Linked DNA regions of Mus musculus: region 1 is linked to region 2. The links are chromatin loops, found by intact Hi-C in ENCODE. Cell type or tissue: left cerebral cortex. All regions are shown on one strand.

Evidence for each region. Peaks named below come from ENCODE experiments on the same cell type or tissue, not always from the same donor. Only the 100,000 strongest peaks of a DNase experiment are listed, where the experiment ranks them.
Region 1: a loop joins it to region 2, with 2.0 times the contacts of the local background. A loop is called at or near these places in 1 of 42 quality-filtered maps.

Annotation. Positions count from the first base shown.
Region 1 is chr1:194,720,643-194,725,642 of GRCm38, reverse strand. All of the region lies in intron 4 of Plxna2 (plexin A2), which reads right to left. Among named protein-coding and RNA genes, the nearest start is that of Gm46202, 3.4 kb to the right of the region's middle. In left cerebral cortex, a CTCF peak has its summit at 3,099 (motif pointing right); a DNase peak (open chromatin) is centred at 3,102.
Region 2 is chr1:194,327,654-194,332,653 of GRCm38, reverse strand. All of the region lies in intron 1 of Gm51784 (a long non-coding RNA gene), which reads left to right. Among named protein-coding and RNA genes, the nearest start is that of Gm51784, 11 kb to the left of the region's middle. In left cerebral cortex, no CTCF peak of the experiment used is centred here; a DNase peak (open chromatin) is centred at 1,955.

The DNA.
Region 1 (5,000 bases), 390 kb before region 2:
TAGTGACCATTATCATTGACCCCACTTTACAAAAGAGAAAAACTGATGCTTAGAGAGGCTAAGCCAGGCCTTAGGGAAAAGCAGAATTGCAGAGCCCAGATCTGAATAAAGGATGACTTGCCTACAAGGACCTTCCTGCCATCCTAGGAAGCCTTCTTACATAACAGCTTTCTTTCTTTGTCTCTTTGTCTCACAGCCTATACCAAGTATTTATTAAGCACCCAATAATTACTGGACATTGTCATCTCCTAGGGAAAGAGAAGCAGCCCAGCCTGACAAAGTCCCACTAACTATTAGCATCACTGAAAGAAGGGACTAAAAGCCAAGGGGAAAACATCTTTATCTTTATCTTATTAACTGGCATGGCTAGATGCCACCCTTTTCATACCGTAAGGAACAAGGCTGTGTTAGGAGGTAATAGATCAGTACTGATATCTTTCTCTTGATGATGTAACTAAGACCCAAGACCTTTCTAGGAATTTGAAGGTGGAGAGAATGGAGGGCTTGTGCCAGGGGGTAACCCTAGTGATAATCTTTGTTCTAGGTACATGGTTGTTTTCTCCCATGTTCTAAACTGCTGCAGCTGGGAAGCCTGAAGATCTTTCTTTCCAATTGGGTCTCTTGGGAATGGTAAACTCTCCCCTTTTATAGGTCAAGTAGAACACCCCCCCCCATCCAGGAAGCCTCCTCTGATTCAAAGCTGGGAGGATCTTGATGTGTTTCCAGCCCTGTACACACTTGACTGTCAGCTATGCTTACATGTTCCTCTTGTGTGTATGTGACTGTATGAAGACAAGCCTAGTGCTGCAAGCATTTGAGCCCTAGGTGGCTACTGGATGAGCCTCTTGGTAACTGAGTGGCTGAGACACTGACCTCATCTTTGCCCATGACTCCCTTTCAGTCTTCCTTCCACTGAGTCTACCCACCCTAGGCTTCTTATCTTTAAACATTGCCTGCAGGATGGAAGCTGAACATGATCTGTTTCCTAAGCTGCCAACAGCTGATGGCAGCTGGTGCTCTTCCATCTGGTGGCAATTTCAAATCCCAACCTGTTTGCAGAGAGGAATGGGGAGTGGGAATAACAGGTATGGGAAAGGAAGGCTAACTTATTCATAGTGGCAAGTGCTCAGGGAATTGAACCATGAAATGTCAAGTAGAGATACCAGGTTCCTAAACTGGGCCCAGAGAAAGAGCATAGAGCCTGCTAGAAAACTGCAGTAAAGTTTGGGTCGCAAACAGTGAAAGCCAAGCCTTGAAAGAGAAGTGTCAACCCCCACTACTCTCCTGCAATGGCATAGAAATAGAACACCTCTTCAGGACTGACACTGCTCCTTGGCCATGTAGGGATAGTTACTTCCTTCACACAAGTACCCACCAGTACAGACATACTCACACCCAGGTCAGCTTCCAAGCACAGTGTTCCCAGTGCCCTTTGAAAGAATTCATTTCACAAAGGGGAAACTAAGGTTGCAATTAGCCTTGACTCAGCCTCCCAGATGACTCATAAGACAGATGCATCATTTTCTGTAATCTACCTACCTTCCCCTGAATCCCTTTATAGACCTGAATTTGACCCTAAACATTCTCATGTAGACAGCCCTAGAGAGAATCATTGCTGGGCATGAGTGTGAAAGCAGTGTGCTAGACTCACAGGCAATGAAGACAACCTTACATCTTTATGTGAACCTGCATAGCTGGCCACTTCTGGATGAGGGGTGAGGCTTTACTTGAAGAATTCACAAGAGGTCAGCCTCTCACCTCCGAAGGGCATCATTCATAGAGCCTGGATCAAAGTTCTAGGGGGTATTTATGAGCCTATGTCATTGTGAATGAGAAGCTTGTAGAAGACTGTTCTGTTCCCATCTCTAGTCTCTATACAATCCTCTTATGTACAGCTTGCACACCTACTCTGGAGGAGGCCCAGGACTTCAGACACTACCTCTTCCCAAGAGTTCTCTTTCTCTTCTCCCTCTTTCCTTGGCTCATGATGAGTGTGCTTCTCTCAACACCTTTGAACTGTATCTTCTCATCATTGCATCACTGTCCCAGTGATTGGTAGATAGAAATAAGGGTTGTGTTTTTTTTTTTTCACAATTCCTCTGATGTTGCTCTCTTTTGTGTTGATCAAAACAAAACAAATCAGACTGTCAGTGCCTGACTGAAGCCTAATTGGAAATCCAAAGTGGCACTAAATATTATGGTCTAAATCAAATACATTCAGTTATCAAAACTGAATACTGAGAGCACTAGTGTCAGTGTCAGAAAGGGCTGAGTAGGAGAAGGCTGAATTCTGGAGTGTCATTCCATCTCTGCCTTGCCATCGTCTTGGTAAGTCCTTTCTGAGCCTTAGAGCTCTCTAGCTGGGACCAGCAGTTGAGGGAATCCTGGCATTCACTCTTGGATGGTACTGGAGAGGCTGACTGAGGCTTAGCATCAACACTTTTTGTTTTCTGTACCTGCTCTCCTTGCAAGGGTTTCCTTTGTTGAGGACAGGGTGGAAGAATGCATGCACAGGGGGTCGTGAGATTACTGTGGGGTCTCTGAATGGCATTGGTGGTAGTGGAAAGGATAGGAAGGCAAAGGCTTTGCCATTGCCCAGACTTGCACCTCACTCATATTTCTACCCCCAAGAGCTCTACAAACACCCAGTTTAGGTCATTAAACCTCGAGGGAGCCTTACATCCCTTATAGGTCTAAAATGGGTAGTTAATTGTCTTTCAGTTTCCATTAAGGAGGAGAGAGCATTCTTGGCAGGACCCTGTATATAGTACACAAGCCAGTGACACAAACCTCTTTGTTTTTTTCTCTCTCCCTTTCTTTCTTTCTTTCTTTCTTTCTTTCTTTCTTTCTTTCTTTCTTTCTTTCTTCCTTCCTTCCTTCCTTTCTTTCTTTCTTTCTTTCTTTCTTTCTTTCTTTCTTTCTTTCTTTCTTTCTTTCTTTCTTCACTTTCTTTCGACACTGAAACAGTGTTGGCATCCTTTAATTGGGTTTTTAAACAGACTACCACTTCCTTGGAAGAGCCAGGTTAGGAGAGCTTGTGTTTTCTGGAGCCTGGAGCCCTTGATAGAGAAATTGCAGGATGGGAGCAGGCACAGCAGGGGGCACTGTTTTCAGAGCTAGAAATAGAGCTTTGACTGAGGAGGCCTGGTGCAGAGGCCCAATCCTGCTGTTTACCAGCTTTACTGCTATGGGCAAATTAGCAAGCCAGACTTAATTTCAGTTTTCTTATCTATAGAAAAGGCTGGGAAAATAGTACTCATTAGCTGAGGTCACGTTTGTTAACTAAAAGAAGAAAAACACTGGCATAAATATTAGATTTCAACACATCTTAAATAAGGCAAAGCTGAGAGGCCAGGCAACCAGTAGAGATTATACTATAGGTGTGGTTATAAATTGAATCTTGCTCTGTAAGACTTGGCCTGGTGATAGGCATGGGACATGACCATAAAACCATAATTACAATGCTAACATGTATTAAGCAGGCATGCAATGCCAGATACTTCTCTGAGTGCTTTTAAGGCATTAATTCATTGAATTAATTCACTAAACACTGAAGCAGAGACCACAAGTAAACACATTTACACACGGTGTTACTGAAGCAGAAAGGTGAAGCAGCTTGCCCAAAGCCTCACTTCAGTTAGTCCTGGAGCTGGACTTGATGGTAACTGCTCATAGTAGGTGACTGCCAGCCTCTTTAAAGGTTTACTCTTTGTTTTCAAAGTCCCTTTGGAGATCTAGGCCCCCTTTTCTGTGAAACAAAAGGCTGCCCTTCTTAGATAATCTCTAAGGCTGACTAGCTCTGGATCCCTGTATCAAGGCAAAGAGGAAACCTTTTCTGGAGACTTTAAACCTGAAGGGATCCGTGTGAGAACACTTCCTGGAGGGTTCAAGTTGCCCCACTCACTGAGCACTCTGAATATGGACAGAGGAATAACCTAATTCTACTTCTTACCAGCAAAATTTGACAGCCCTCCCTAGAGCAGGACTCCTATTTTTTTTATCTCTACCCAAAACCCACACTTAATAGTGCTGTTGTAGTGAAAAGAGCAGGAAGAAATCATAAGGAGACTATCTCCAGGGCAGACCTATTTATAAGATATTTGCTGGACCATTCCTTAGAAAGACAGCCTTGTCCAAATCTGCATATGCAAATGACTTACCAGTGGACAAAGCTATGCATTATACATGGTAGACACTTAATGGTCTGCTGAATGAAAGAGGCTATATATGCAAATGATATGCAAATCTCTCCGAGTTTAATTTGACTCTTGGGAACATCTTCAGTGACTCTCTGGGGCCTAGGTTGTTTTAAATTTTTTAAATTAAAACTTTGTACACACAACCACTGCTTCCTTTTGGCTGTGCTGAGGGAAGCCGCAGTCAAGTTGGGAAAAGAATGCTGGGCTGAGCCACGTTAACCAGCATTAGCCCTGTGTCTCCTGATGACAGAGATTATAGTCAGGGCAAGTGAGTCTCTGTTTGGGCATCTGGAATTAAGTTCCAGTAATTTCCTATCATCCTATTCTTGGAGCATCACTATGGGCAGTTAGGGTGTCAGCCACCAGCAGTTACTAGAAAGAGAAATCAAAGCCCCTGCCAAAGCTCAGAGTGGACTCCCCAGACCCCTGCCCATTTGGAGCAATGAGAGTTTTTGGCACCAGTCTATCCAGCCTGAGCATTGTGTTTAATCACTTCTTTCCAAACCAAAGGACTTTAAAATAAGATGCTGGAATTCTCTCTAATTCTGTCTTTAAAAAAAGCAATCCAAGTGTCTGATTAATAGCGAAGGTTAGCAGTTCTTTTCCCTCAGGTGAAAACATTTATTTTTAAAAATGCTCCAAGAGAATATTAATGGCCAGCAATGATCTGGGTCAGTCTCTGGGCTCCTTGATGCTGGCGATGATGAGGGAACTTAAAACCTGAGATGCGGGTGTGGGGGGAAGGGGCAGGCCATGGCTGGCTCCTTGCACTGTGCTCCTGGAGGCAGGATTCTGCCCTTT
Region 2 (5,000 bases):
CTTTATCCTGCCTTTACTTTATGCTTGCAAATGGTCACTGGGAGAAGATCCCTGGGCTCTGTATAAACAGAGGTGAAAGTAGGATTGGTTATCAGCAGCCTTTTCAAGATTCTGGAAATGAGGCAGCTGAAGTCCTTCTCCAAACCTCCCAGCTCACTAGAAACTAAAAGTTTGAACAGCTGCCTCTATATAAGAAATAGTATGCCAGTCTGTTCAGCCCATAGTGGTTCTCTAGACTAAGGAAATACTCCACAAGAGGGAAATCTTTGCCTATAAGGGTAAGGTCTGGAGATGCCCTTATGGGATGAATTTCATGTTCTCAACAAAGCAGACACAACTCCATCACAGCCTACCCACTTCCTCACCCAACACTTCACTGCTTCCAGACACCTAACTTTTCCCTTGCACCCCTGAGTTTAGAATATATATGCTTCAGCAAGCATATATGCACAGGAGGGTCTCTGCTTCTTCTACTAGCACAAAGATCTACCCAAAGCTGTCTCCCCTATCTAGGACTACTGTAACTTCACTGGCCTCAGCCATATTGCTTTTATGGAGGTTTTTTTTTTTTTGTTCCAAACAAAAACAAACAAACAAATAAATGAAAAAACCAAAGTATAGATTTTTATAACTGTGTTGGTATAAAGACTCCTGAAACACAGACTAAATTCATTGTTGGGTATTTAGTTGTATGATACTCATCTATTCTTCTGAGTGAAAATAAATTTTCATGGGCTTCTAAAAATGCTTTGGGCTTGGCCTGAGTGCTGGGCTCCTAGATTATCATACCTAGACAAGTCTACCCCGTGTCTGAGAGGCTTTCCCTTCCTTGACAGCACCTAAGACCTTCCCTATCCCTTATATTTCATGATCTCCTTTCTAATACTCTACCCCTGCTTTGCTATCTGTTTATCCTGTTTCCCACTAACCTGAATACTGCTTGAAAGAAAGAACTGCTTTGTCCACTGTAGAATTACACGTAAGGACCCAAGGATCCAACCTGCAGACAACATGGAACAGGTTCACACTGAGCTGTACCAAGGAGAGGGAAGCTAGTAGGAGCTAGTCTTTCAGGTGAAAAAGTCCTGCAAAAAAGGCTGAGGTCAGCACAATGATAACTATGGCAGTGTGGTGGGAGTGGAATGAGGTTCTGTCTTGGCTGTTTCTCTTGTTAGCAGGGGTTTGACCCACCCACGGGCAGCAATAGACCTGCTACTGTGGTCAAAGTGACCTGTAGATCTGGGAGGACAAAAGGCTAAGTTACTTTTTGGCCAGTGAGGCTTCTATGCCCCAAGGTAAATGCTGTCCGGAACCCAGCAAAGCAACCTGCATGAGAGGGTCCTGTGTGACTACAGCAAACAGAGAAATAAAAACAAGGCAATCAATAAACCTGAGAAATTTCATAACTATGATTTGGGGTCAGTTTGGCTGGAGGGGAGAATTTAATTGCAAGGCTCCTATGTCTCAACTGCCTAAGGCTAGCAATTGGAGTGGGAAGATGGAGAGCCAATGCTGATTATGAGCAGAAACTGAGGGCTGAGGGTACAGGGAAGCCTGACAACCATCTGTGGTTAGAAGACTGCAGATGAAGGTACTGGAAAGTAGGTGCTTTGAATCTGGCATTTCTGCTTTGAATGGCATTGAACTCAAGCAAAGTGATAATCTGTTTTACATTCTGGGATTTGTTTCTATAAAAGTAAAAACCCAGTAGATACTATACCTATACTAACTAGAATATCATTTGGCACAGAGGGATAAGAAGCTTACGATTCAGTCCCTAACTTCCAACAGCTAGATAGGTTGTATGTGAATCTCCTCTATACAATGACAGTGTGAAGTTAAAGCCCTCATAGACCTCCGGGCTATGAGGAAAAGCAAAGAGCAAGAGAGAAGTGGGTGTTTGGGCTGGAGCATTGACTCAACTGTTAAAGGATAGGCTCACAACCAATAATCTAAGAGAAGTGGGTGTTCATGAGTGGGCTGCAGTGCTGAGCTAGTTCCACCTGCTAATTTCACTGTTAGGCTGTATTGAGATTCTCATCATCCTGTGGCAGTAATGGGAAGACTTACAGTTTGAACATGTATTGTTCCTCTGTGGGGCTTGTTACTAAAGGCATGAAGGCATGGTTCCTAGCCAATGGCAATATATAGACACACACACACACACACATATGCATACATGACACACTACCTTTTAAGAGCATAATATAATTACATCATTTCCCCATTCTCTCCCTTCCATATACCCTTCCTGATTGGTGAAACCTGTAGATGTACCTTTAAAAAATGTTCTGGGAACTAAGTGGGGCCTAGATAGATGTATGGCACTGGGTGTGTCACTGGGAGTTGTATCTTATTCTAGAACTCTCCTCTTCTCTCTTCATATAAAGTGTTGCCTTTTCTATGTGCTTCTCCTACCATGACTACCTGTGTCATCATCAGTCCAGAATAAACATGACTAAGGACTCAAAACTCTGGAGCCATGAGCTAAAATAAACAATTAGCTCTTAAAGTGGATTTCTCAGGGTTCCTAATAGCAACAAAATGTTCTAATAGGAGCCACAAGGAAGATATTAGGAAGGCAATATAACACCCAACCCCTTCCCTCTTTTCTCTTTCCCTGCATCCTATCTGCTACAAGGCTATCTGATTTGGTCCATCAGGAACTCTCTGTCATGATACTTTGCCTCACCATAATTCCAAAGTGACAAAGCCAAGTGATCCTGGACTCACACTATAAGCTAAAGTATCTTTCATTCTTATACATTGACTATCTCAGATATTTTTGTCACAGTGATGGAAAGATGTTTCAGATTTGATCTCATCTGAACCACATTTTAATTAGTCTTTGTGGGTGTGCTTTTTAGATAAGATAATGGTTATCTACAGTGATGATGTCTCTTCCTCAAGCTCCTGCTGCCTTCTTTCTATTATTGTCATGTCATTATTCAATCAAAACCAGTCTTAATTCTCCCTCACTCTGCATTTAGGGGTCTGCTTCAATGCTTTTCTGGTCTTGGAAGTTCTTTCCTTGTAGCCTCACTTGGGTTGAGTCACAACTCAGTTTATCCTTTTCACTCATAGTATCATGGTGGGATGGTATACACACAGTGCCTTGTTTGTCATTCCACCTGTCTCATTCTATGTTATACTCTTCCTGGAATATCTTCAACATTAAAGTGGCTTTTCGTCACCTCTTTAAGGAGTCTTCACTCAGGCATTCAACGGAAGCTTTATTTTCAAATGACACAAACTTGTTTTGAGCCCTCATTCTTGATTTCATAACTGCACTGACTGAACTGTCTAACAACTATTAATGGACAGTCATATTTATCCATGGCTGGGAAGATAACAGATGAAGAGAATTCTGTCCAGCTCCTGCCCTGGTGGCACTGAGTTAGGGGATATTACCAACCCAACTATATTTCTAAAGAGCTATCTGGCAGGAGTTACCCCACAAGCCTACATTCCTAGCAAGTGGAACTCTTTACTAACCTCCTGAAGGGTGGGCTCTTAAGTTCATCTGTAGACTTGGGGATGGTATGTATTATTACTGAGGAAGCAGTAGCCTACTTCAAGCTTCTTCAGTCATTGGTGATCAATGGCTTTTTCTTTAACAGGAAGATGCTCCCCTGAATCACAAATCAGATGGGATGGCATGTACACAGTGCCTTGCTTCTTCCTGCAAATCTGATGAAGTTTCATTTGGAGTGTAGAAGAAGGGTCATCCACACATTAGATGCTCTCACCTATTCAATTCTGAGCATTGGGAAGCATAGTAGAGTTGTTACCATCATGATGGAAACATCTGAGTTTAGGTCCATTTTTTTTCCACTTTATTATGACCATGTACAGCCAGCCCATTTAACCTATTTTTCTTATATATAAATGGAATAATCACAACATCATAGCCTATATCTACTTTATAATTTGCCTAAGAAACATAGCATGAAATCATTGAGAAAAGTGATCAGACAGAAGAATACAAGGTGAATACATGAAGTTAGGCAGAGACATGCCCAATGGGGGAAGAAATTAAGAAGCATAAGGATGTGTAACATCCCCACCAAGATCTCAAAGAACATTAGGAATATAAATTAAAAGCATTTATTAATTACCTTCTGTTATCAGTTGGTCAAAAAAGACTATGACCAAGTATATATATATATATACAAACAACAATCTAGGAGTCAAGAGAAGCTCTGAGGCTATACATGAGAGGTGCATGATGAAAACAAGAGGAGAGTTTGTGGGTCATGTCTGAGCAAGGCAAGGGTAGACCACTATAAACTGACCCTGTAGAGTGAAAGAAGAAATGGAGAACAGACAACTTGGACACATATTTGTTTTACTGAGGTGTAACTTTTCATGAAGTTATATTTGTAAAAGGCTATGTTCCATCAAACATATAATAATCACATCATTGAAACCCTTCCACACTTCCCATTAAGTTGGACTCAAAGTCACAGTCCCTGCTTATGATCTTCTAGCTTTCTCGGGGTCTTTTACTCTTTCCTGCTCATTCCTTCTATAACACTTACTACTAAAACTGAAAATATTCAGAGCTTGTTTGTCTGTAGAATGTTTGTTTGCATGTTCTGTTATTAATACTTAGGACATTCTTTCCCCTAGTAGTGCATGGATCCCCAACCACACCCTTTATTCAAAAATCTGTGCAAATGGAAGCTCTTCAAAATGGCTTTTCATGACTAATTCACTTAAAATGGAGTATACTACAGCATTGTGGGTACATCCTGTTTACTTATCAAGCCTGGATGTTATGCCATTCCTGGCATTATATAATATAGAACATTTGTGTATTTTCCATATCTTTTTTTAGAATAGTCTCTAAGAAAGAATTATTTTGCCAGTCTTGTTTACTATTGTATTTTAAAATCTCCACAGCAACATGTATCAATATATAGTAAATACCCAATTAATGTTTGAGGCATGAATTTGTAGTCCTATCACCCACCACCTGTACTTCTGTTCCTGTACAG